Linked DNA regions of Homo sapiens: regions 1 and 2 are each linked to region 3. The links are chromatin loops, found by intact Hi-C in ENCODE. Cell type or tissue: endothelial cell of umbilical vein. All regions are shown on one strand.

The links. A loop is a pair of places that touch in the nucleus more often than their neighbours do. Peaks named below come from ENCODE experiments on the same cell type or tissue, not always from the same donor. Only the 100,000 strongest peaks of a DNase experiment are listed, where the experiment ranks them.
Region 1: a loop joins it to region 3, with 5 times the contacts of the local background. A loop is called at or near these places in 3 of 110 quality-filtered maps.
Region 2: it touches region 3 in a loop (4-fold over the local background); 2 of 110 quality-filtered maps call a loop at or near these places.

What each region holds. Positions count from the first base shown.
Region 1 is chr11:128,176,694-128,184,693 of GRCh38, reverse strand. It overlaps LINC02725 (long intergenic non-protein coding RNA 2725), which reads right to left. Exons shown (of 6, transcript NR_183639.1): 5 at 4,071-4,234; 6 at 1,138-1,893. Among named protein-coding and RNA genes, the nearest start is that of LINC02098, 28 kb to the left of the region's middle. In endothelial cell of umbilical vein, no CTCF peak of the experiment used is centred here; a DNase peak (open chromatin) is centred at 4,003; H3K27ac peaks cover 1,683 bases.
Region 2 is chr11:128,494,268-128,502,267 of GRCh38, reverse strand. All of the region lies in intron 3 of ETS1 (ETS proto-oncogene 1, transcription factor), which reads left to right. Among named protein-coding and RNA genes, the nearest start is that of MIR6090, 24 kb to the left of the region's middle. In endothelial cell of umbilical vein, no CTCF peak of the experiment used is centred here; DNase peaks (open chromatin) are centred at 127, 1,670, 2,203 and 4,737; H3K27ac peaks cover 4,951 bases.
Region 3 is chr11:128,338,105-128,346,104 of GRCh38, reverse strand. No RefSeq gene overlaps it. Among named protein-coding and RNA genes, the nearest start is that of LINC02098, 130 kb to the right of the region's middle. In endothelial cell of umbilical vein, no CTCF peak of the experiment used is centred here; DNase peaks (open chromatin) are centred at 3,114 and 4,604; H3K27ac peaks cover 2,841 bases.

The DNA of each region.
Region 1 (8,000 bases), 160 kb after region 3:
TTACTCTAAGATTTTCCTCCTATCTATCCTTTCTTTCTGGTCACCCATCCCTGCATTTATTAGTACTCTTCAGGTCATTGTTCTTTTCCCAAGTTTATCCTTCACAATCCTACTCATCTTCCATGTGTTTCCACTGCATAAATGCCACTCTCTGCCCTTAAAATATAAACTCATAGCCCTTTCCCTACAATTCTGAACTTGTTACCACTACTCAGGTCAGCACATCCAAAGGCCCAAGAGCAGAGCAAGCAATTTAGGGTAGAGGAGTATTTGAGGACACTGGGAATATATGCCCATTAGATTGTTTCTCTTACCACTCTGGGAGATGTTCTTGCCCATTCTTAGTCCCCATATGATCCCCATCTTATTCCCATTCCCCATTGTGACCATGCTTCTCTGGCCACCATTATTTGGTCCAGTAGATGGTGCTTGGTCAAATTGGGCCAAGTAATATCTTTTAGATGGACAAATTAAATTAAGCACTAGAGAGATTCTGTTGTTTTTCTAAGAGTGTGGATCTGTAATATGTACATTTGGAAGAGATCAACCCTTTGATCTGAAGAAATAGAGAGAAACAGCAACAAGAAGAGGGTGGGGGGTGTTGGGAGGGAGGAAGAGAGAGTCAGAGAGAGAATGCACACAGTTGTACAAAAAGGAGTAAAATTGAGGAATAGAAATAGACTCCTGACAACACGTAAGTCAGTAGTTTAAATTCATTCCTAAACTTTGTCTGCTTTTTACCCCTAGATCTTGTGGGATATCGTTTTCTTCAGTTGAACTTGAATGGTTTCCATTTTGTATGTCATCAAGGGTTTGATGAAGTCAATCCTTCTTTCAGTTTTGCCCCATCCTAATGTCTGCTATTGGGCATTCTTATGTGATAGTTTGGTAAGTTGGATGGTATCATTTCTATACTTGACAGTTATGTCTAAAATATACATGATTTGTTTGCTGAAGTTAAATGTGTGTTCTTAAAGTGTCTGTCATTTGCTGCACTGGAAGAAAAGAGCAAATGAAGTCTATTTTTACAGTGGGCAGTTGTGTTTTACTTTATAAAAATGAATGATCAAATTACAAAAGAATGATTTACAACTGTTATTGAGGGTGTTAGATATTTGACCAAAAAGATAAGACCTAGGCATGCTTAAAACCTTTATGTTCACTTTCAGTTGAAAAACCAATGCAATGAAAGTAAGGCACATCTGAAAAGACAGTCTGTCAATAGAAGAGTAGGATCCCATCTGTAAATATGCACACAAATTTTCCCAAATATACACACACTACATGAAGCAATATGGGGCTGAGAGATTTGGGAAGGGTCATAGAGATGAAAGGCAAGGAGCTAGCATTTATTCAGTGCATACTGGGCACCAAGCACTTAGTACATGTGTGTTTAACAAGTTATACAATTTTCTATAAAAACCCTATTACATATGTACTAATCATCCCTTTTTGCAGAGAAAGAAATTGAGACTCAGATAATTTAAACCATTTATCCAAGACCATGTGCCTATTGGAACTAGTATTAAAACACAGATAGCTCTAATTTCAGAGTCCATGACCCTTCCCTGTCACTCTTCTGCCTTCCGGTTTCAAGCTGTGTGCCCTGACCTCCTGTGGAGTAGGAGCTTACAGATCACAGTCAGTGGATTCTTAGAATTCACTGTGGTGGCACAGTTGAATCTACAGGTTTATCTCTACTTGGTCTCAACCAGATATCTTCCACCTACATATGCTTGACTCAGTGTGCTGGGCTTCTTGTGTAAGGTTTCTTCTGGAAAAAATACTTCATTGCTTTAAGAAGTTTGAAAGCCATCATCACAAGTCCAAATAGGTAGTGTTTGTCCAAGTTTAATCCCATTTTCTCCAAGTTTAATCCCATTGCATCTAGGACTTTGAAAAGAAACAGATTATGACTTTCACTTTTTTTAAAAAAAAAAGCTTAGTTTTTTAAAAACTGAAGTGTAAATAGAGAAGATTGTCTATAGTATATGCATCAGAAAACCCCTCCTGAAACAGGGAAATCAACTTGTATACAATCAGAGTGGTAAGGAGAGCAAGGAGATAATCATTACATGACAATTACCAAATAACAACTTTTAAACTATAGGTACAGTTCCTTTATGAAGTAAGTGTGCAAAACTACAATGGCTCTAGCTTCAAAACAGTCTAAGAGCATCTAAGAATAAATACTTTCTTATTTTAAAAGGCATGCATATCCCCAAATTCAGCATCAGCAAGCAAGCAAACGAGATCTGGGTTTCTGCAAGCCACATGGTACAAAGATGGTTTGGACCTGACCCACTTTCATGGTTCTGGTTTTCCCTGTGTAGCTGTTTTCATTGCATAATTGCGTTGCTGATTGAGCGTCGGTCACCTTAGGCATTGGGCTGAGAAGCCAGGGGACACTATTGCAGAGCCTGTTGCTTATGACAGGGGTTAACATTGAAGCACCACAGAATGGTATTCAGTATGGTGGAAGCAGTCTCAGGCCTCAGGCCACAAGGGTGGAAAGCAGCTGAGCTGGGGAGGTTTTGTGGTATTGATTACAGAGTAACAGGAGAGGAGGAACTAAGGCGGAATGTGCATGTTCAAGTCCTGACCACCTAACCTCTCAGATCCTCAATGTGAAATGGCATTAATAAATGAAGTTTATAATGAGGTTAATCATCAAAAAGTTGTATTTAAAAAATAGGCCGGGTATGGGGGCTCATGCCTGTAATCCCAGCATCTTGGGAGGCCAAGGCCGGCGGATTAGCTGAGGTCAGGAGTTCGAGATCAGCCTGGCCAACATGGTGAAATCCCATCCCTACTAAAAATGCAAAAATTAGCCAGGTGTGGTAGTGGGCACCTGTAATCCCAGCTACTCTGGAGGCTGAGGCAGGAGAACTACTTGAGCCTGGGAGGTGGAGGTTGCAGTGAGATGAGATCATGTCACTGTACTGTAGCCTGGCTGACAGCAAGACTCTGTCTCAAATAAAAATAATAATAAATGACATAATGCATGCTCCTGTTTCTTTCCTCCTACTATATTCTTCACATTGTACTTTTTGTTCAATGTCTGTGTTTCCCACTGGACTATAGTTCCTGGGGTCGAATATGATGTTGTTCTTGGAGGCTGCTATATAACTGACAATCAGCCCAATGCCTTGTACAGAGATGTACCTGGACATACTTCTGCTGAACGAATGAATGAATGAGTTTAACAGTATTTTGTTAAGTATACAGAATTGTTACTTGAGCTTTTGCCATTTCTTGACTGCTAACTGGTTAATTTCTTATCCAGAGAAAACCCTCCTACTCAAAAGTTGTTTACAGGGAATGACGCCCTTGAGTCACATCACAGTGATAAAATATGTACTCGGCAATCCCTCCTCACCCCCAAACTGGCCTCTTGCAATCTCCACCACATGATGATCCCGTGACGTCTAGGAAACAGCCCATTCTGTAGAGAATAAAAAGCTGTCCATCTCTCATTGTTCCTCCTTATAACCTTCCTCTCCTGCCCTGGCTCCTCACCCCCATCCTTTTCTATTTTCTACTTCCTGATCCATCTTGTCCCCAGGCCACTACTTGAAGTATGAGCAGTCTCCCTGCCTTAGGCAATTGATAGGTCCAGGGACACCGAGGTCAGAGCACAGATTGTTTTCCAAGTGTCCCTGAAGCCCCTGTATGGTGCTGGGGAGTCAAGCCCAAGGAGGCAGTTCACAGGAAATGGGACTGAATTTGCAACAAGCGGCACAAAGTGGCACCGGATATCACCAAACAACCAAAACACTCATTGTTTTCTCCCCACCCTGTGACCCAGGCCTGGGTTTATAAAGAGACAGCAGCTGCAGTCCTGGAAATCCCAGGTGAACACTCAACAGAGGGCACTGTTAGAAGGAAGCCAGGTGCTAGGCTTTGAGTGAGGGATGTTGACTGAGATTTCTGGGGTTCCATTTTTGTCTAGAATTATGTTTGCCTAAGCAATGTGCAGGCGATAACAAGATTCTTGTGGAATTTCAGCATGGGAATGGTCCAATTGTGAGTCATTTCCTCAGTTACTTAGTCAGCAACCTGGTACTTACTGAAGGTCTTCTACATGCTGGGCACCAGGCTAGGGGTGGAGACAGACAAGGGAAGATGCTCAGCACATGAGCCTTCAGGCCAAAGTGAGCTTCTGTTCTAGTTCTCATTCTGCTTCTTACTCTCCGAGCAACCTCAAGCAGCTGTATGACCTCATGGAGACAAACTGTGAATATTAAACAGAGATAATACATATGAACATCCAGGGGCTCAATGGGATAATTTATGTATGTATCGAAGTTCCTGATTTCAAGATCTTGGTTATAGTTCTCTGCTCTTAACACTACTGCATAAGAGAATGATCTGGAGAAATTTTAAAGAATGCCAATGCCTAAGTCCCACCTCCAGAGATCCTAGGAACATTGCTCTATTTATGAAGCTTCCCACATCACTTAATGTGCAGCCAGGATTGAGGACAACTGTGTGACAAGACAAAATTAACACATGGCATAATTAGAGAAAAGTTGATCACAACATGTCTGCATTCCCTTTCAAATAACATTAGTCCTGATGGCAACATTCTCATCCAAATTATCCAGATGAGCTTTGCAAATTTCCAACAAACTCGTTGACTATCCAACAATTGTATTAGAGGCTTCTTCTAAAATCCATATTTACCTTCTTTTACAACATTTCCTTTATCTTTAGTAAAACTCTGGCCTCTTTCTCTTGCCTACCCCCTCCTCTGTGGACTGTAAAAATGTGAAAGATTTATCTCCAGAAGCACATTCGAGTTCACTTATAAGTTTCTCTATAAGTTCACTTCCCATGAAAGTTAAAACAAAGACAGCAAGGAGGAGAAATAGAGAATACTAAGTACCTTTTACAGTCCCCTCTCTCCACTCTCCCTCTCTCCACCTCCCCAAAATCCAGCTCATCTGATTTCTATTATGCCCATATAAATGTCTCCTAAGCCTTGGGCATTTGGGGACATTGCCAACTCCACAGCTACTTCATGGTTTCACATTCCCCTTGCTCCTGTAACTCTGGCCCAAAGCACCAACTAAGCTCTGACCTTGACTGTTGAAGACAGCATGAGCATCAAACACTTACATGTGTGTTTTATTCAATAATACTTTTAAGCCACTGTCTTCCTCCAGCAACATGACACCTGCCAATCCAGGAAATCAAATCCCTTAAGAAAGATCAGTAAACAAATCTTCCTGGAAACCTGCATTGGAGGTGAGACAATCAAATGCAACGATGTAAGTAATTATCCAAGGCCATTGCAAGGAGAATCAGGTGCTCCTGTCTCCCACTATGCAACACAAGGCCTAGTTCTCTAGTTACAGAGCACAATGTTGCTGTAATAGCCTAATTGATTTATAATGTTTTTCTCTGTATTGCAGCATGTGTGCAATTAGTTACTGAAAAGGAAACACAGCTCAGCTCAGTTGCTGCATCTGCTGCTAGTCAGGGACATACAATTTCATGCCCTATTTTCCAGATGGCTTGATTAACATTCAGAGGAATCTAGTGGCTTGGCCAGAGCTGCAAAAGAAGCAGGGGAAGCTCAGGTATAATTGGACCTGGGAGAACCACCTCAGATAGAAAGAAAGCAAAATCTCGAAATGCAAGCCAAACCTGCAATACTGTGAGAAGGAGTAAAAGATGGGGAGTGGCTCTTTTTCCTCCATTTATTCATATATCAGTTCATTTATATAACAAATATTCAACGAGTATTTCATAAGTACCAGTTTTCTGTTAATTTCACAGTGGTAAGCCAACAAATATGTTCCATGCTTTAGGGAGTCCACAGTAAGTGGGGGAAGCACATATTAAATAGAGAGCCACACATATAAAAATGTGAGTGTGGGGCTGAGCATGGTGGCACATGCCTGTAATCCTGGCACCATAGGAGGCCGAGGCTGATGGATCACTTGAGGTTAGGAGTTCAAGACCAGCCTGGCCAATATGGTGAAATCCCAACTCTACTAAAAACACAAAAATTAAGCAGGAGTGGTGGTACATATCTGTAATCTCAGCTACTCGAGAGGCTGAGGCAGAAGAATCACTTGAACCCAGAAGGAACAGGTTGTAGTGAGCTGAGATCATGCTACTGCACTCCAGCCTGGCCAACAGAGGCAGACTCTGTCTCAAATATATATATATATATATGTATATGAGTCTGGGAGTGATATCTGTTAAGAGGAAAGTATAGTACAGGCAGAGAAGTACAGGTTTCCCTGAGGAAGAACTGTTAAATATGAGACCTGAGGAAGGGGTAGAGATGATCTCCAGAGAGGAGGAAAGGCATTTCAGAAAGAGTCCATAGCAGATTAGAGAACAGATCTTGGTGAATGTCAGTAATTTTAGAAAGGCCGGTGTATCTACAGCCTGACGAGAGGGAGGAGGTGGTATAGGGTGAGTCTGCAAATGTCAATTAAGTGCGGGGTAAATGGAGGCTTTGGGATTTCTATTAAGAATGTTGTATCTTTAAGTATGCAAGGAAGCCACTAAATTAGACATTTTAAGTAGAAGAGAAAACATGATTTAAATATTTAAACATTTGTTTTAATTGCTCCTTGGAAAACAGGGGCAAGATGGGAGTGTCATGAGTGGAAGCAAAGATAGCCTTTGGGAGCCAGGTGAGTACTGGCTGTGGCTTGGGTTTGGATGATGAAGTGGAAGCAAAGATAGCCTTTGGGAGCCAGGTGAGTACTGGCTGTGGCTTGGGTTTGGATGATGATGGTAGAAACAAAATGAAATTGATGATTTAGAGAGCTATCTAGGATGCAAAAGTCAGTAGGATTTGGTAGTAGATTGAAAGTGAAGACAGAGACGAAAATGGCAAGAAGAATGACATGTTTTCTTTCTTGAACAACAGAGTATGTGAACACATGGATCCTTCTCAGAGAGATGGAATTTAAAACAAGAGTGTGGAGTCAAATGTTTTGACAGAAAGCATAGAGTAAGAGGAAAAGGGGGCTCAAAACTGAGGCTTGAGGAATTCCAACTGAAGAGGTCAAATTGGTGGAGGACGTGATAGGGAAAAAAAACTATATTTGGAGAAATGAAAATAAACCAGGAGAATGGAAAGAACCCTATCAAATGCAATGCAGTTGTCAGGTACCATGAGAATTGAAAGATGTCTGTTGGGCTCAGGAGTGTGGAGGTCCTCATGACTACTATAGAGGAGCAGTTTGCCTGGCTGCATGGCATGTTTTGAAGTCCCAAACTCATTACCAGACTGACCCCTGAGAAGAGCTGTGGAAAGCACCAGTGTCTGAAGAGGTTTTTCTCTGTTAGTGCTGAAGGATATAATTGGATGGTTGAATGAGTGGGTGAATAGAGACTTTGCCTGCATCTCCAAACTTGTTTCTTATTTCTTAGTTGTGGCCATTTCTTTCTGGGAGAGGAAGGCATGGGGAAATGGTGAAAAGGGAATAATTGTCACACGTATCTACTAAAACAATTGACTCCACCCTCTTGTTTTAAATTCCATCTCTCTGAGAAGGATCCATGTGTTCACATACTCTGTTGCTCAAACAAGAAAACAGGTCATTCTTCTTACCATTTTCTTCTCCCTCTTCACTTTCAATCTACTATCAAATCCTCCTGACTTTTACCTCCTAGATATCTCTCTAAATTATCAATTTAGATTCCTAAATTAATCAATTCCTAAATCCTCTGGCTGGCCAGATTATAACATGGTAAGAATGAAGGAACTAAACAGATCTGGGGTTGTGAGTGGTGAGTTGTGGCCATTTCTTCCTGGGAGAGGAAGGCATGTGGAAATGGTGAAAAGGGAGCAATTGTTACATGTATCTACTAATTAAGACATCACATCGATCAGGTAACCCGTATTTATCCTCCACCTAGATCAGTCATTCCCAAGCCTGGCTGATCATCAGAATGACCTATGGAACTTTTACAAAGGACACACTTCCAAGTTACACCCCAAAACATCCTAATTCAGCAAGTGTATGCTG
Region 2 (8,000 bases), 160 kb before region 3:
TAAGAAGCAACTATACGAAGAAAAAAGAAGCCCATTTCTAAGCAGGCAGCCTTCTTGGTGACCTCATCTTCCTCCCAACTTGGGTCCAGTTGGAGCTGTGCATACAGGGCAGACTTCCAGTTCCTCCTGTCTGGGACTAACAGTGGCAGATATAAATAGACCAAGACTTTGTCTGTAGCCATTGTTCTCTAACTGCCCATTGTTTCTAGAAGCAAAGCAATGCTGTGGCTGCAGCTCTCTTTCTCTCTCTCTCTCTCTCTCCACCCCACCCCCTTTCTCTGTCTTTCTTTATTTCACTGTACAGGGGTCTGAATTCCAGCTCAACCATTTGTACTATCAGCCACCTTTCACTTGCCAGATGCTTAGAAACTCGAGGGGAGAACTGGCTCCACAAGTGGGAGACCAACTGAATATTGTAACCTCATATTTTGATTCCAGTAATGCTTTTGTCTGAGTCTTTCCATGATATATTTGTGGTCAAGACAAAGATATGTGGATCTAATGATAGTAAAGTCAGGAGGATTTGTAACTGGTTGAGCAACTATACCCAACGGGTCTTGATTAATGTGTCAGTGTCAGAGTAATGCATGGTCTCTGATGTTATGTTATGGGGATCAGTACTTGCTGGTTGCCTTTTCAACATTTTTATTAGGGGCTTAGAATAGAGAAAGACACAGAAAGCACACTTAGTGCATTGCAGATGGTGCAAAGCTGAGAATGATGGCTAATAGGATGAGCACAGATTCAAGGTATAAAAAAGTTCTTAGAAACATGGATCGAAACAAAGTGAAGTTAATATGGATAAATGTGAAGCCCTGTTGTGAAGTTAATAAAATTCAGTCAATAGGTACAGAACTGGTTCAGTATCACTTTCTATGGAGAGGTCCTGGCAATGTCCTTTGAGTGGCTTTTGTAGTTAGGCTGTTAGATCAGTGTTGTCTTAGTCTGCACCAGTCAAAGCTTATGGAGTAAGATGATCATCTCATTGTTCCCATTTAACTTCTGAGAAGCACGATGTTCACCTATGAATGCTTGTGATGCTCTTCAGGAACATAGGCTTAGAGGAATGCTTCTAGGTGGAGCGAGGGGAGTGGCCAAAAACCATGCCAACATGAATGGTTGAAGGAACCACGGAGTTTGGAAACCTGGACGGAAGTGATGATAGGAGGAAGAAAGCAGGGGAAAAGCTGCCAGATAAGGACAAATTTGCTTTGTGCTGCTGATCTCTCAACAAGCAAAGCAAGGGCCTATTGATAGAATTCATAAGAAGGCAGATTTAAACTCGTTGTGTCTAATCATTTTTAAATAATCATTTTGGCTTATAAGTGAAATTGTGTAGCTCAAAAAGGATGGGGCAACCAAATGTCTTAAGTGAGAAGACTTCTGGGGAAGTATGGTGGTCGTTCTTCAGGTCCTGCCCTGCCCCTCATGACCACTCATCATCAAGTACTCCTCTGTGGATCTGGAAGCTGGAGCAGGGTGTGCACGCATACTGTGTTGCTTCAGTGCCTGTGGCTGCCAATATTGAGAATCCTTGTCTGATGTACTGGGAAAATGGACTTGCGTATTCTTATTTTTCATTGTGGTTTCCCTGGGTTGAAAACAGACAGTTGCACTGTGTGAATGTGTATGAGTATGCTTTTTCCTTCTCAGTCCAGATTTATTTATTAAAAGAAAAACACATCTGCATAAAAAAGCCTTAGAACGCAGGAAGAATGTCCACTTTGTTTTTCTTTCTGTAGCACCGAGACATGTGGGGTTTCAGCTTCCTCTAAGAAGTTTTTGAAGACTGGCTTTCATCTCAAACAAGACTTTTTCCCATTGGAAAAACGGTCCTTTTTTGGTTTAAAAATGTATTTATATAATGTATAAATAAATAAGAAAGTTGAGAGAGAATTTCCTTTCAAAATTGATGAAAAAATGTTGCTTTCTGAACATCATTAATTGGGAGTCGGTTGTTGCCTCTTCCCAGGCCATTGCCACTCTGCATTCTGTTTCTTTGTTCTGGTTTACAATTTTCCAATATTCCCTTTCTCTGCTTCCTGCTTTCTTCCCTCTCTCCTCCCTTCTTGGCCAGCTCTCCTCCTCTGTCTGATCCCAGCTCCAGCCTTCTCCCTTGGCGGCTACCCCCATGGCCACTGCACCACCTTCCTAGCCCCCGTTCCTCCTTCCTTTCTCTAAGCCTTTCTTCCTTCTGCCCTTCCCGGGCTAACTTTGAACAACTGAAGCCCTCACTGGAAGAGGCCTGTCTCTGTGTTTGTTTCCTGCGTGGGAGGGAGAGGCAGGCCTTGAGAAAACAGTTCAAAAGTGCAGAAAAACTTTACCTCTTCCAGCCTAAATAAACGGGCTCTACTCCATTTGTTTGCCCAGATTTTTCATTTGCCCATGGAGAAAACTCCTCATCGTACACCTTGCCCAGCCTGGCCTTCTTGGTGATTCTCAGCACCACTCTCCCGATGCCTGTTTTACCCCCCGACCAAGTGCCAAGTGGGCCCCGAGCCGAGGTTTGACCAGGCCAGTTCTGGGTAGGACGTGCAATGGAGCCTGCTGTCGGTAGAGAGTCTCGGGGATTGAGGTTCTTCCCTGCTACAGAAAGAGCTTTTTCTAGAATGAAAATGTTGGAGAAAATGAAAAAAGAAATGTTATCATGCCCCATCATTTTTGCCTCATTTGCTTTTAATTCTGTGAATAGGTGCAGGGAGAAAACACGTGGCTTGCGTGTCTGAAGATGTGGGATTGAATCCTTGTTATATCACTTTACTGGTTTGATAATCTTAGTTAAGTCACTTAAGAAACATTTGTGAGCCTCAGTTTCCTCACCTACATGATAAAGATAATAACTACAAGTGCTTGTTTTGAAAAATCATATGAGAATATTCAAGAAAATGCTTTCTAAAAGATACAGTTCTAGTCAAATAGCAGGAATGATAATTATAGGTGGGAGTTAAGTGAAATTAAAATAAATTGGTTAGCCCAATTCATCAGCATCTGCAAGATCTCAGAGGATGAGGCCTCAAAGGCTATTATGTAAACCAGAATTAGTGGAAGCTGGGATTATAGCAAGATGTAGTTGTCAGATATTCTCCATTGTCTTCCTGGATGGGGTTATCCTATGTCATGTTGGTACCAAAAGCCGTATGATCCTGTCATGAGAATTTTAGTGAAGGCAGGGCAGGAGTTTTCCTCATTCAGAAGTGTAAGATGTGGGAAGAACCAATAGGATGCAATGTGGTTCTCTGCAAAGCCATGGAGACGAAAGAGCCCAACTCATTCTTTCCTCCTGAGTAATGTAGAGACCATGGCTCTGTGTTTTTCAGATAAAGAAGTCACACTGTTCTGGGACATTTAGGAACTATAAAGTATGTCATGTGGTGGGAGTCAGGTGTAATTATCTATGCAGGAAATGCTTTGAAACATGTGAAGTACTTTGTAAATGGCTTGAAATGATCATTTAAGAAGCTTAAATGATTCTTTAATGTACCCTATGGAGGTGGTCCTTGCACACAGGAATCATAATCTCAATAGCTAAAACTTCCTTTTAAATTGCTTGAGTGTCGTTAATTTAGAGGCCCATAAATGACAATTAAAACGCAGCTTGGGTTTTGGCAGATTCCAAACACATAGAAAAGAGTTCTTAGCATAAAATTATACTTTTGCTTTGTGCCATATTGATTCTAAAGTGGAACTCTTAGGACGTTTTTGCAACCAAAAGGCATCTTAGGTGCATTGGATTCATGTAGTTCTGAAGTGTCACGGCAAACATATTTTAGATGCTTATTGCTGCAAAAAGTATTTCCCGTTAGCAGATTGGAGGATGCAGAATAGGTAAGAAATTAGTCTATTCTGTTAGAAAAAAATGCCAGTTTCAGGGGATGTCAATTTCCATTTATATCTCAGAATCTGATTTTTGCGTTTGTTTTTCTTATTTTCTCAGTCGCTTATTTGTACCTGGAGAAATTGCCAGATTCCTTCTTGATGTTTCTGTAAGCATTGGGAAATAAAATCTTTTTTTTTAAGTCTTTATATTTTATAAGATGCTTTTCAGTATAATCAAGTAGCCAATGATTTGTTGAGCACCTACTATGTCTTAAGCTTTGGCATTGTCACACATAGTCCACTTAATCCTCACAGCATGGTGGGTAGAGCATCCTAGAGAATGAAAGCGAGCTTCATCTGAGGGGCTTTGAGACCTGGTTTATGTACCTTCACTTGCCAGGCTGCTAGAGAAAAACACATATTTAAAAGCCTTTCCAGCAGGACACATTCATTCATGTATTTCCTATTTTAGGCCATTTGCCCAATGTTTAGGGTGGGAGATTTGAACTAGTCTAAGGAATGAGCGAGAAAATTTAGCTACAGGACCAAGGGGGCAGTTCTGCTTTCTGGCTGGGATCCTGGAACGGAAGAGCCTCTCTGGGTTTCCCTGAACACCTGGAATTGATTTGGGTTTTGCTCTGACTTCGAAACATTTGCTGAGGTGGAGGATGGTGGAGGAGGTAGGAAAGAAATAAATCCAGTGATTAAAAATAGCTTGTGCATGTCAGGTGCCTGAACGAATTTGGGAACATGCCTGCAATCCCTTTTGTCTGGCAGGTCTGAACTCCGGCGCTGCCGAATTACAACTGCTTTCATTTGTTTTTCCTGCTTCCCTACCATGTAATGGTCAAGGGCTCATTGGAACCATGTGTGAGCCTGGTGAGTCACCAAATCCTCAGGACTTCAGTGGTAATAATGTGTTAAAACTCCTTTTGGGGGATGGGGCAGGAGGTGGATGAAGGGAAGAGGGAGAAGTCTGAGGTCACTTCCTACAGATGTTCAGTGTGCTGAGCCCTCTCTACAGGCTTCTTTCTCAGGCCTGGCTGCAGGACCTGAAACCAGCTTCTCCATGCAATTTGGAGCTGCCTTGCAGGAGACCATCTCTTTTGTCTTAGGGCAGCTTCCCTCTGGGGAGAGGCATCTCCTCTGAGTTGGCACATTGTACCCAAAGAGCGTGCTTTCCCTAGTGACTGTGTGCATTGGCAGCAAACCGAGATACTGTAACTTGAGACTGGCTTGCATTTTTGGTCAGTCAGGTCACTGGAGGGTGAATTGGGGATTTTCTCTGCAGCTTCTTCTCCCTTCTTTGCAGTGGTTTTTACTGGCTGGTGACTTCGAAAGGGTTAGGTATTAAAAGAAGTTCAGAAACCCAGTTGTATGTTTCCTAACTCATATGAGTCTCTTCCAGGTCTCATAGTGTCCTGTTGTTTGGGACAATAATAGACGGTTTGGTTGGGATGGGTGGCCTCAGCATGGGCACTGAGTCATTTATTGCTTCACTCTTGCTGGAGCCAAGAGTCCTGCGTGTCCCCCATTGTGTTGTCACATCATTGGGTTTATGAAAATACAGCCGAGGGGCTGAGGAGGGACACTTCCCTCCCTTCTTTGCATTAACCTTAGCCAGAAGCTTTGTGGATTATAGTACCTCCCTAAGCTGGAAGTCCTGCCTGCCCGGTTTCTAGTGCCTATCACAGGAATCACTTACCACTCCCTTCTACTCTACTTCAACCCTGCCTTTATATGAATGAGAGAGGGCAATAGAGACTGTCTTTCTTTGAGATTCCTTTGCACATTCTTCTGAGATCATTAGCTTTTTTATCAGGAGAATCCTCTTGTAGACCAGTGACCACCCTCCAGGGGTCATCAACTTCAGAAGCAGAGCCGTCAGTGTGGCTGCAGCCATTTCTCTATTTGTGTTGGTCTGAAGGGGTAAAGGCACCTTATCTCCTAAACTGGGACTTGTTGTCGGCAGTTTGGCAATGATATTACCTTTCACACTGCCCTTCTGTGCTGGCCAGAACTCCGAGCCTTTTTATTTGTTTTGTACACTTTAGTTACAGTTGTAAGTTCATGAGGATGTTGACCATTAAGAGGAAATATCACTGCAGCCTTCTGCTTGTAGGAAATGGAAGTCCCTGGAACTGGCTTACCATCTTGATTTGAAATCATCTCTGTGATCCAACATTGGCACTTTCCAGATCATGACAGTGTTGCTTTGAAAGAAGTTCTGTGGTTCAAGTGGGCCAATGCATGAAATATAGACCTAGATTTAAGCATGAGAGAAAGTAACTTGAAGGCTTTTTTTCTTTTTCCTTGAGTTTATTTGCCTCTTATTGAACTTTAACTCTATGATCTCCCTTTATCTAAAAAATATCCTTGTGACAATGAAATATTTGTGGGTGAAATGACTTGTTTTCTGGGATTAGGTGTATAATTCTTCTGCGTGTGTGTATGGGTGTGCATGTGTGTGGAAGATGAAATAAAAACGGGTAGTATTGATAAATTTTGAGTAGAGTTTCTCTCTACTTTTATGTATGTTTGAAAATTGCCAAATAAAAAATGTAAAACTCTATGAGGGATATAGACACCACCTATGAACAGACCTCTTTTCAAAGTGAATTGAGTAAGTGACTTATCCAGTGTGTCTACACTAATGGCGTATGTGAAATCAGAACCTATGGATTTTGATCAACAAGTTATCAACAATGCACGCCCCTCTCTCTCTTTTTTCTTTGTCTTTAGAATCCTATCTTTCAGTTTGGAGAACTGTTCTTTTATCCTCTCCATGTGGACCAGAAGGTTTATTCTTGGTTTACTTTTACTTTAAAAAATATATTTCAGTAAGCCTTTATGTAACAAATTAAACTTCTGTTATATGCAAAGTTACCCATTAGGTTGAGTCAGGGTTGGACAGAGAAGGAAGCCAGGTTTTCACTTAACTCATTTGCTTCATATGGAAGGAAGCCTCAGTTGCCTGAGTGCCAGGAAAAGAAAAGATTATAGTTGATTCTGTAAATGGCTCTTAATTATGTTCTTACGGGGCTAGCTGTATGAAACCCTGGGTTTCTTGGAATAGTTTTAAGTTTTTAATCACTCCTAAAATCTTTCAAAATAAGAAAGGAAAAGTCCCATTTTTTTTTTCTCAGCTCTGAAAAATGTTAGTTTTCCTGGATATCTGATCCATTTCTGTTTGCAGTGGAATAGAGAGAAAGACCCTGAACTTTAAGAGTTAGAAGACTGGCTTCTAGCCCCAGCTGGTCCCTCTTGGCCTTGTGACTTTAGGTCAAGCTCTTGATCTCCCAGGGCCTTGATTTCCTCATCTGTGAAATGGGGACCTTGTGATACCTTTCCAGGCCCCTCCAGTTTTATGTTTAGAGGATATTTTGGAATAGTGTATGTGAAGAGTCTTGGCAAACTGTAAAGCATTTCTCAGGTATAAGGCATATTACTCACTCTTAGTATTTCTTTCATGCTGCTATTGAGTGTGACCATACCCAACACACATGACTGGTATCATAATCTGATGGGGTTGGGCCCAGTTCAATGGTCATGCAAAACTGGGACATGCACCTTGGATTTCTTGTCCTTGGCTGTATCCCTCATCTCCTAACCCTAGGATCCCAGACGCTCCAGTCTTCACATGATCATTGATTGAGAATAGTGAGAGCATAAACTCGTGAGGTCAGTAAGGCCAGATGTCTTGAACTTCTTGCCAAACAAAAGCCACCTAGTGTTTAGATTCTGTGTACCATTGTTGGTAAGAGCCATTCGGTTTCAAAGAACTGAAAAGAGTGGTATGAAAAGACACATGAAACACCCTGGAAGGTTCTTGGAAACTGAACAGCCCTTAACTTTGAGTTACATGTAAGTGAATGGAAACCCTTGTTTTACATTTCACTTGAAACATCTATGAGGTGGTTCAGGGTTAGGCCACAATGAAAAATGAGCAGATGTTTCCCTGCATTCAAAATGCCACTAGCTTATTCTTCTGTAGATTCAGAGAAAGCTACCTGCTCACTTCTGTCTAAATACTGTGCAATCTCCTGCAATGGTTATTTAATCACCAGCTTCTGCACAACTGTCCTTTCAGAGGTCTAGGGGAATTCCTATAAATATTAACTGAAATTTGGGGTCCCAAGGAATAATCAGTGGGCAGGAAATCTAATATAATTGCAATATATTTA
Region 3 (8,000 bases):
CTAGTTTTAAAAATGGTTCTTATTACTATCTCTAACCCTTTAAATCTAGTGCCTTACTGAAGCTGAGGATGATGAAGTGATGGTCTTTTGTTTCCTCATGCTCTGAGCTCCCAGGCTATGGAAGCTGTAGATTTTATGTCCCACCACAGTCCCTCCAGTGCTGGGTGATCTTAGTTAAGGCTTTGATCTTACTTTGGGTCTGAAAAATAAGACCAAAAAAATGAATCTAAGTTTGAGTGTTAGGTCCCAAGAAATAGCTAATTTCAACATTTCCCCTGACATATAAGGCTAAGGTGAGGAAATTTCATCATATACTACCTGGGGAGATGGGAAATATAAAGACGATGGCAGAAAGGGTAAAAAGATGAAATAAAATAATGAATTAAATTCTTTTTTTTAAATTTTAAAGTTTGAAAAGTTTGATTTGAGAATTAGGTGAAGGTACAAGCCAATGTCTTTGATAGGGACCAGAAAGAGATCAAAAGAACCAGTGTGTGGTAAATAACTTTTGATGAGAAGAAACAAATTCAGGTATCTGTGGTAACACTCTGTTTGTCTCCTTGTTTATCTCCTCAACCATCCTTCAATCTACACAGAACCACCAGAGAAAAACCACTGCAGAGTCATCATGTTGCCCCAAATATCTCTTAGAGGGTTGACCTGAAAATTCGAGTGGAAATTATTCTACCGCTCAGCGTGTGCTTTTGGCCACTGTTGAATATTGACCCATCTCAAGTGTACACACATCATGTCCATCATCCTTGATTTGGGGAAAGCTGGCTGGAGCCCTAACTCAGAATTCACCCTCTTCAATCTGTCAACCAGGCTGAGCAATTCTTAAAAACAACTTCTGTTTATAAGAAGTTGATAAAAGGGACTTATTTTTTTAATATTAAATGCAACATTTAATAATTACTTTGCAGTTTAGAACAGTGTCTAAAATTCTTCTGTGGAGTTTGAAAAGATGTTTCTAGGGCTGAAGGTGAAACTTCTGCCCGCATTTTGCGGATGGGATGTGGAGATGGGAAACACAAGTCCACTCTTCTGAAAGGCTTGACATTTTAGAGCTGAAAGTTACCAATGGCTTAGAGAAGAAATTTAGTTTAATTTGTCCACTACTATGATTTTCAGGGTAGAAGTTAAAGTTTCCGCAGCTGTCCAGACTAATTTTCTAGTTTATCCTGAATCTACAAGGCTTCATTTTTTCCACAAATAACTATTTATTGTAAGCCTATTGTGTAGCCTATGGCCTTGAATATAAATCAGGGATATGTGACACCTTCAGGGAACTTCCAGCCTGTATTATTTTTCATTCTATAATTTAAAAAATTCTGCAATTACTGTTTTATGTCAATTCCATCTCCATCTACCATTATAATGGCCACTATTGTGTGGATGATGCTTAAATTTCTTTCAGCACATTGGAACTCTCTCCTAAGCTATAGTCAAAGATGTTCAGTTCTCTGCTTTGTAAGTATGTACATACTTACATGGAGCTCAAAGTCAAACTCTCTGGTACTATTCACATAAACTACACCATCCTCATAATTCTTCTCTTTCTTAATAGAACAATATTCCTCCAGCCCCCTAGTTACGCACAATTCCCCTCCATGGGCTTTCATATACAGAAGGCCAACACGTCCTTTCATTGAACTTTCCCTGCGGGTTCCCCAGCAGCTCTACTCTATACCACTGCCATCTCATTCTGGTTTAACTTGCCATTATCTCTTGCCTGTTCTGTGATAGTCACCCAACTCATCCTCTGTTTCTTCTCTCCCTTCTAACTTAGTCACGATGTACACTGCAGATTAATCTTCCCAAAGCACAATTTCATTGCATCATTCTTTTGTTCAAATACCTTCATGGACTCCCCTTGGTCTACAAATAAACCTAAACTCAGTAATCTTCATTTTTTGGCCATAACCTGCCAGTCTTGTTCTTATCACTCATGGTGCTACTCATGCATATGTCATAATTACCAATCTAGAAAATTGCTGTCTATAAACATGCATTCTGCTGGGCTACGCTTGAACGTGCTTCTGTGAGCAATGCTTTCTATTTTGGTTTTATTTCCCTCAAGTTCTGGTTTTCAGTGTCAGGTTCTTCGTGAAATCCTATGATAGATCTCCTGTGACCACCAAGACTTATGTTGTGAGTATCAGCTGTCCTCATAGTATTGCTATTTGGAAATGTATCATATACGTTTAAGCTTGTAAGGACCTTGAGTTCATGTCTGAGGTTGCTTTGTATCCATTCTCATTTTTCATACAGTGTCTAGACAAGTAGCTTCCCAGAATATTTGGTGAATTAACAAATAAAAGGAAGAATGAATGAATTAATTAATGGGAGATACTAAGTGAAGTATAATAAGATAAGTGAGTCTGAAGTCAGAATTTCTGAGTTCAAACCTAGACTTTGCCTCATAGTAGCTGTGTGGCTTTAGGCATGTTGCTGAACCTTTCTGTTTCTTGTATCATCACCCATAAAATGAGGATAGTACAAGTACTTATCTCATGGGGTTGTGGTGGGTTGTAATTGTATTAATCCATGTACAGTGCCTAACAAAAAAGATGATAAAAACACGATGCTTGGCACAGAGTGGACACTCGGTAAGCATTAGTGGTCACTATTACTGTTGTTATTTCAAATATGAAAGGGGAATTCCAAACTGGAGTTACTGTAAGAATCTTCCTGAGAAGACAGGGCAGGAGCTTGGGTCATGAATGATGGAGCAGAGGTAAGGACATATTATGTACTGTTTTCTCAGATCTCCCCAGAGTCAGTCATCAAAATCATGCTGTCTGTTGCCAGCCATACAGATGGTACTTCTTTTCAATCTCTAAGTCCTTTTATTAACTAGAACAACAGCAATGTTTTAGATTCCTGTGCTACAGGGCATTTTTTTCTTCCCTGTGGCTGGCCCATGTGTTTAGGGAGGGCCGTGAAGGCTGAGTTCAGGGCTGCCTCTTGTTTCCCCCTGGCCTCCTGCTGCCAAAGTCTCTGCTCTCAGCCTTGTCAGGCTTAGCCCAGGAAACATCTGCAAGGGCACTTCACGGTGACGCATTCTCAGGATGAGACAGCCAGGCCTCAGAGCAGCCTGCTGGGCCCATCTCCTCCAGAACATGTGTGGGGAGGCTGAGGAAAGAGAACTTGGGGCTGGGCTTGTCACCTGGGGCACAGAGGGCTCAGATGACGTGATCCTATTGTCTAAAGGACAGCAGTCTGTTGTTTTTGTTCTTTTTAGTAAAATAAATAAAGCCTCCCATTTCTATGATAATGCATGAGCCACCAGAGCATGGCTTGATGGTCCCACCTGGACTCAATGCCTGGGCTGTCATGGAGGGTTATGGAGCAAGTGGGTGACTAATTATTTGCACAGCTCTGGCCTAATGAATAGCTTTGGATAGAGAACTTCCTGGAGTCAGCTGGGGAGTACTCCACCCATGCAGCTTGATTACAGAAGCTATTTTGAAGTGCATTTTTGTTACTCCCAGAGGCGAAGGCCACTTGATGGGCCAGATTGCCCTCGTAAGCCAAGCATGGCTCATTCTCATTGCACCTGAACATTCGGCACGTCCTGCACACAGGAGAGGGTGTCTGAGTGCTGCCCTCAAAGTGTGGGCTTCCTGCACCTATCCTGTCTCCGGCTTCTCTTCCAACTTTTGTTATTTCTGGGGAGAATGACTTCAGCTTGGGTTGCAGGCGAGGAAAGATTTTGAAATGTTTCTGTGTTGAGGAGTAGGTCCTCTCTCTGTCTTTACCTTCCCGTGTGCAGAAACTGCAGAGGACATGTGTTGCCCTTCCGGTGGCCTGGGAAGCTACTGGTTTTCCTTTTAGGACACGAAGGGTAGACTAAAGCTATGTTTTCTGCGATGTTTTACTTTAGTCGTGCTCATGCACTGTGCCAAAGATACTGAAGTGTACTTCCTAAAGAGGAGAAATAAAAGTGCTGGGGGCGGGGAGTTTGATGGGTTGGTCGATAGGTGATCCGTGATTGAGCATTACAAAAATGAGGCCTGAGCTGCTGGTGCTTAAAGTTATTTCTAAATGCTTGCCGAGGCGCCTAACTTCGCTTTCTTCTCAGTGCAGATCTCCTTTCACTGAGGTCCTGTGCGGGGAGCTTGTTTCTTTGATATGGAAATGTGCACATTGATTCCTGCTGGAGGACCCAGGAGCCTCTGGGACCCCGCAGCTCAGGAGGCAGTTTTGGGTTGAAAGTTGGGGAGCGGAATTCATCTGGTCTCTGTTTCCACTTCCTTCCTCCACGCTGCTGTCTGAAGTTTGTTTCTCTTCTGGCTTTCTCTTTCCTATCTCAGATTCTTTCCAGTGCTTAGGGAAATCTCTTTCCACTTTTCCGAAAGCAAAATAAATGAAGCCACGATAGAGGCTGCCCTGCTCCTCAAAATACCTATGGGGGTAAGACGTAGAAATCCTAAAGCTGAAGTGTGATTTGGGAGATGGGTACGCTATGCCCTGCCCACGAATAATTCAGAGTAATAGGTAGATTCTGCCTATTTTCTGAGTGGCTTTTAGATTCACTAAAAGGTGACATTGGATGAGGTTTCAGGCAACGGAGCCAAGACAGGAAACTCAACCAAGATGATCACCAGGGACACGCCCCTGCATTTCCTCAGAGTAAGAGAGATCATACATCTGACTTGAGGCTTTTAAGCAAGGAGACTAAAGGTTGTTTGGCACAGTACAGTATTCATTTTAAGAGACTACAGACATAATCCAACTGTGAGATTCTAATCCTTTCTACGGCTTTTCCTTGGAAACAAACTGTAGGCAAGTCGTTATAGCCATGGTGCCCCTACGGTCAGCATGTTTTTCGATGCCTTCACAAAATATGAGACTAGAAAAAAGAATGACTGGGCCCAAAATGTAAAAATAAAGCTGTAAATAAAAATTAATACATATTTAACTTATTAATAATTTTGTCAGAGACTGTAGCAATTCAACACAGATTATTTTTCCCCCTATTTTACTGAGGTATGATCGACAAATAAAATTTGAGTATATTTATCATGTACAACATGATGTTCTGATAGATGTATACATTGTGAAATGATTACCACAAACAAGTTAACTGATCCATAACCTCATAGTTATCTTTTGTGTATGTGTGCAGTGAGAATAGTTAAGATCTACTGTTTAAAAATATTTCAAGGCCAGGTGTGGTGGCTCACGCCTGTAATCCCAGCACTTTGGGAGGCCGAGGCAGGCAGATCATGAGGTCAAGAGATCAAGACCATCCTGGCCAACATGGTGAAACCCCGTCTGTACTAAAAACACAAAAATTAGTTGGGCATGGTGGCGCGTGCCTGTAGTCCCAGCCTCTTGGGAGGCTGAGGCAGGAGAATCGCTTGAACCCGGGAGGCAGAGATTGCAGTGAGCCAAGATCATGCCACTGCACTCCAGCCTGGGAGATAGCAAGACTCTGTCTCAAAAAAAAAAAAAAAAATCAATTATATCATATAGTATTGTTATAGTCACCATGCTGTACATTAAGTCTCTAGAACCTATTCTCGTAACGGAGAGTTTGTACCCTTTGACCACATCTCTCCTTTTCTCTTTCCCCCAGCCCCTGACAACCACTATTCTAATTCTACTTTCTGTTTCTATGAATATGACTTTTTTAAAGTCCACATATAAGTAAGATCATACAGTATTTGTCTTTCTCTTATCATATAGAATTTGTCTGTGTCATTACACATATTGTTCTTAGCATAATGCCCTCAAGTTTTATTCATGTAGTTGCAAATGTCAGGATTTCGTTTTTATAGCCGAATAATATTCCTTTGTATACATATGCCACAATTTGTTTATACATTCATCCACCAAAGACCACTTGGGTTGTTCCCATGTCTTGGCTATTATGAATAATCCTGCAGTAAACTTAGAAGCACAGACATCTCTTTGAGATACTGATTTTGTTTCCTTTAGATATATACCTAGAAGAGGGATTGCTGGGTCATAGCGTAGTTCTATATTTAATTTTTTGAGAAACCACCAGACTGTTTTCCACGGTGACTGTACTCATTTACATTCCCACCAACAGTGAACAAAAGTTCTCTTTTTCTCCACATCCCCACCAACACTTGTTATCTCGGGTTTTTGATAATAGTCATCCTAACAGGTATGAGATGATATCTCATTGCCGTTTTCATTTGTATTTCCCTAAAGATTAGTAAAGCTGAGTACCTGTTTATGTAGTTATCTGTTAGCCATTTCAAGAGACTATCTGTAAGCCACATCTATTCAAAATATAGGTACATTACACGTACGTCATATGTGTAATATGTCATATGTGTAATGTATTATGATGTGTAGTCTCCAAAAGTTAGAATGTTAAGCTACAAGAAGCTTTATAAAATGGTCTTGCTGCTTGTCTAACTTATAAGCCCTCATTTTAGAATCTCGTATGGCAGAGGAATAGAATGACATAATGGTTAAAAACTCAAGTCCTAGATTCAGACACAGATTTTGATTCAGAATCTTTATATGACCTGGGACAAGTTCATTACCTCTCAGATCTTTTTCTCACCAATAAAGTAGGAATAAAAATAATTATATCCATATCATAGATTTTTTTGAGAACAAAAGTCACTTGTTACAGCATCTGACCCCGAGAAAGCACTCGGTGAATTTTAGATTATAATTATTGCTCTTCTTTTTTATCAAACATTATTCATCCCACAAAATTGTTCTTAGTATTCTTCACACCTGGCTCTAACAGATTTAGACTGTCTCTATAAATCAAATTTATATTTGAAGGACTAAAAATGAAGCACTAGAAAAGATATCTGGGACAATGTGCTTCAGGCTTTGGGGGCAATTTTAAAAGATTAGGTTTAGAACTCTTTTATGTAATATGAACACAATTCAACCAAATACAGAATGGACCTCCTTAAGAGGAAAACTCTTATGTAGCTGGTTTATTCTGGCATTTCTGGTTTGGAAAACAAAACTCTGTATAAGAAATAAGCTACATTTCTGTATGCATGGAAGTGCCATTTGGAATGACAGATATTTCTAGAGTCTAAACATCTTCCTTAAGTTTCTCAGGCCTCAATGTTTTCTCACACTGTCTTACACATATCTTGGCCTTCCCACATTCTTCTTGGATTGATTGCCATTCTCTGCCTGACTCAGTAACAGGCTGGGTGCAGTGGCTTACGCTTGTAATCCCAGCACTTTGGGAGACCGAGGCAGGCGGATAACCTGAGGTCAGGAGTTTGACACCAGCCTGACCAACATGGAGCAAGCCTGTCTCTACTAAAAATACAAAATTAGCTGGGTGTGGTGGTGCATGCCTGTAATCCCATCTACTCGGGAGGCTGAGGCAGGAGAATTGCTTGAACCAGGGAGGTGGAGGTTGTGGTGAGCCAAGATCGCGCCATTACACTCCAGCCTGGGCAACAACAGCGAAACCCCGTCTCAAAAAAAAAAAAAAAAAAAAAAAAAGTAACAGTAACAAACAGAGATGTCTTTTGATATTTCCTGCCATATTTCATGTAATGCCGCATCTGGCAGGCAGCTATTCAGTACAGTATTAACTATCTTAAGGGCACCTATCCTGCTTTTCTCTATGTTTCTGTTTATTTGGTTGATTTCCCACTTTTTTATGAACAAATTAAAGGGAAAGGCTCTATATTTACCTCCATGCTTAGAGATCAAGCGCCAAGAACAGAGTAAATGTTCATTAGTGAATGAGTGAATAAATGAGTTAACGAAAATTCTAAGACTTATAGCAAATTATAAACTTACTCAGCTAGCTGACCCACAGCCAATAATAGCTGATTAAACAGCACACTGTGAAGAGTCTGCCGTTAGGATCATCCAGACTCTTATCTCCCCAGCTCCTCTGCACCTTCTTCCCACCGCATCTGAGCCCAAGTTGTTCTTCTATCCTAAAGTCCATGTGGGCTAGATCATAGACTGAGGATTCAGTTCTGGGCTCAAATCTTGGCTCTTTCTCTTACTTTCCATATAATTGT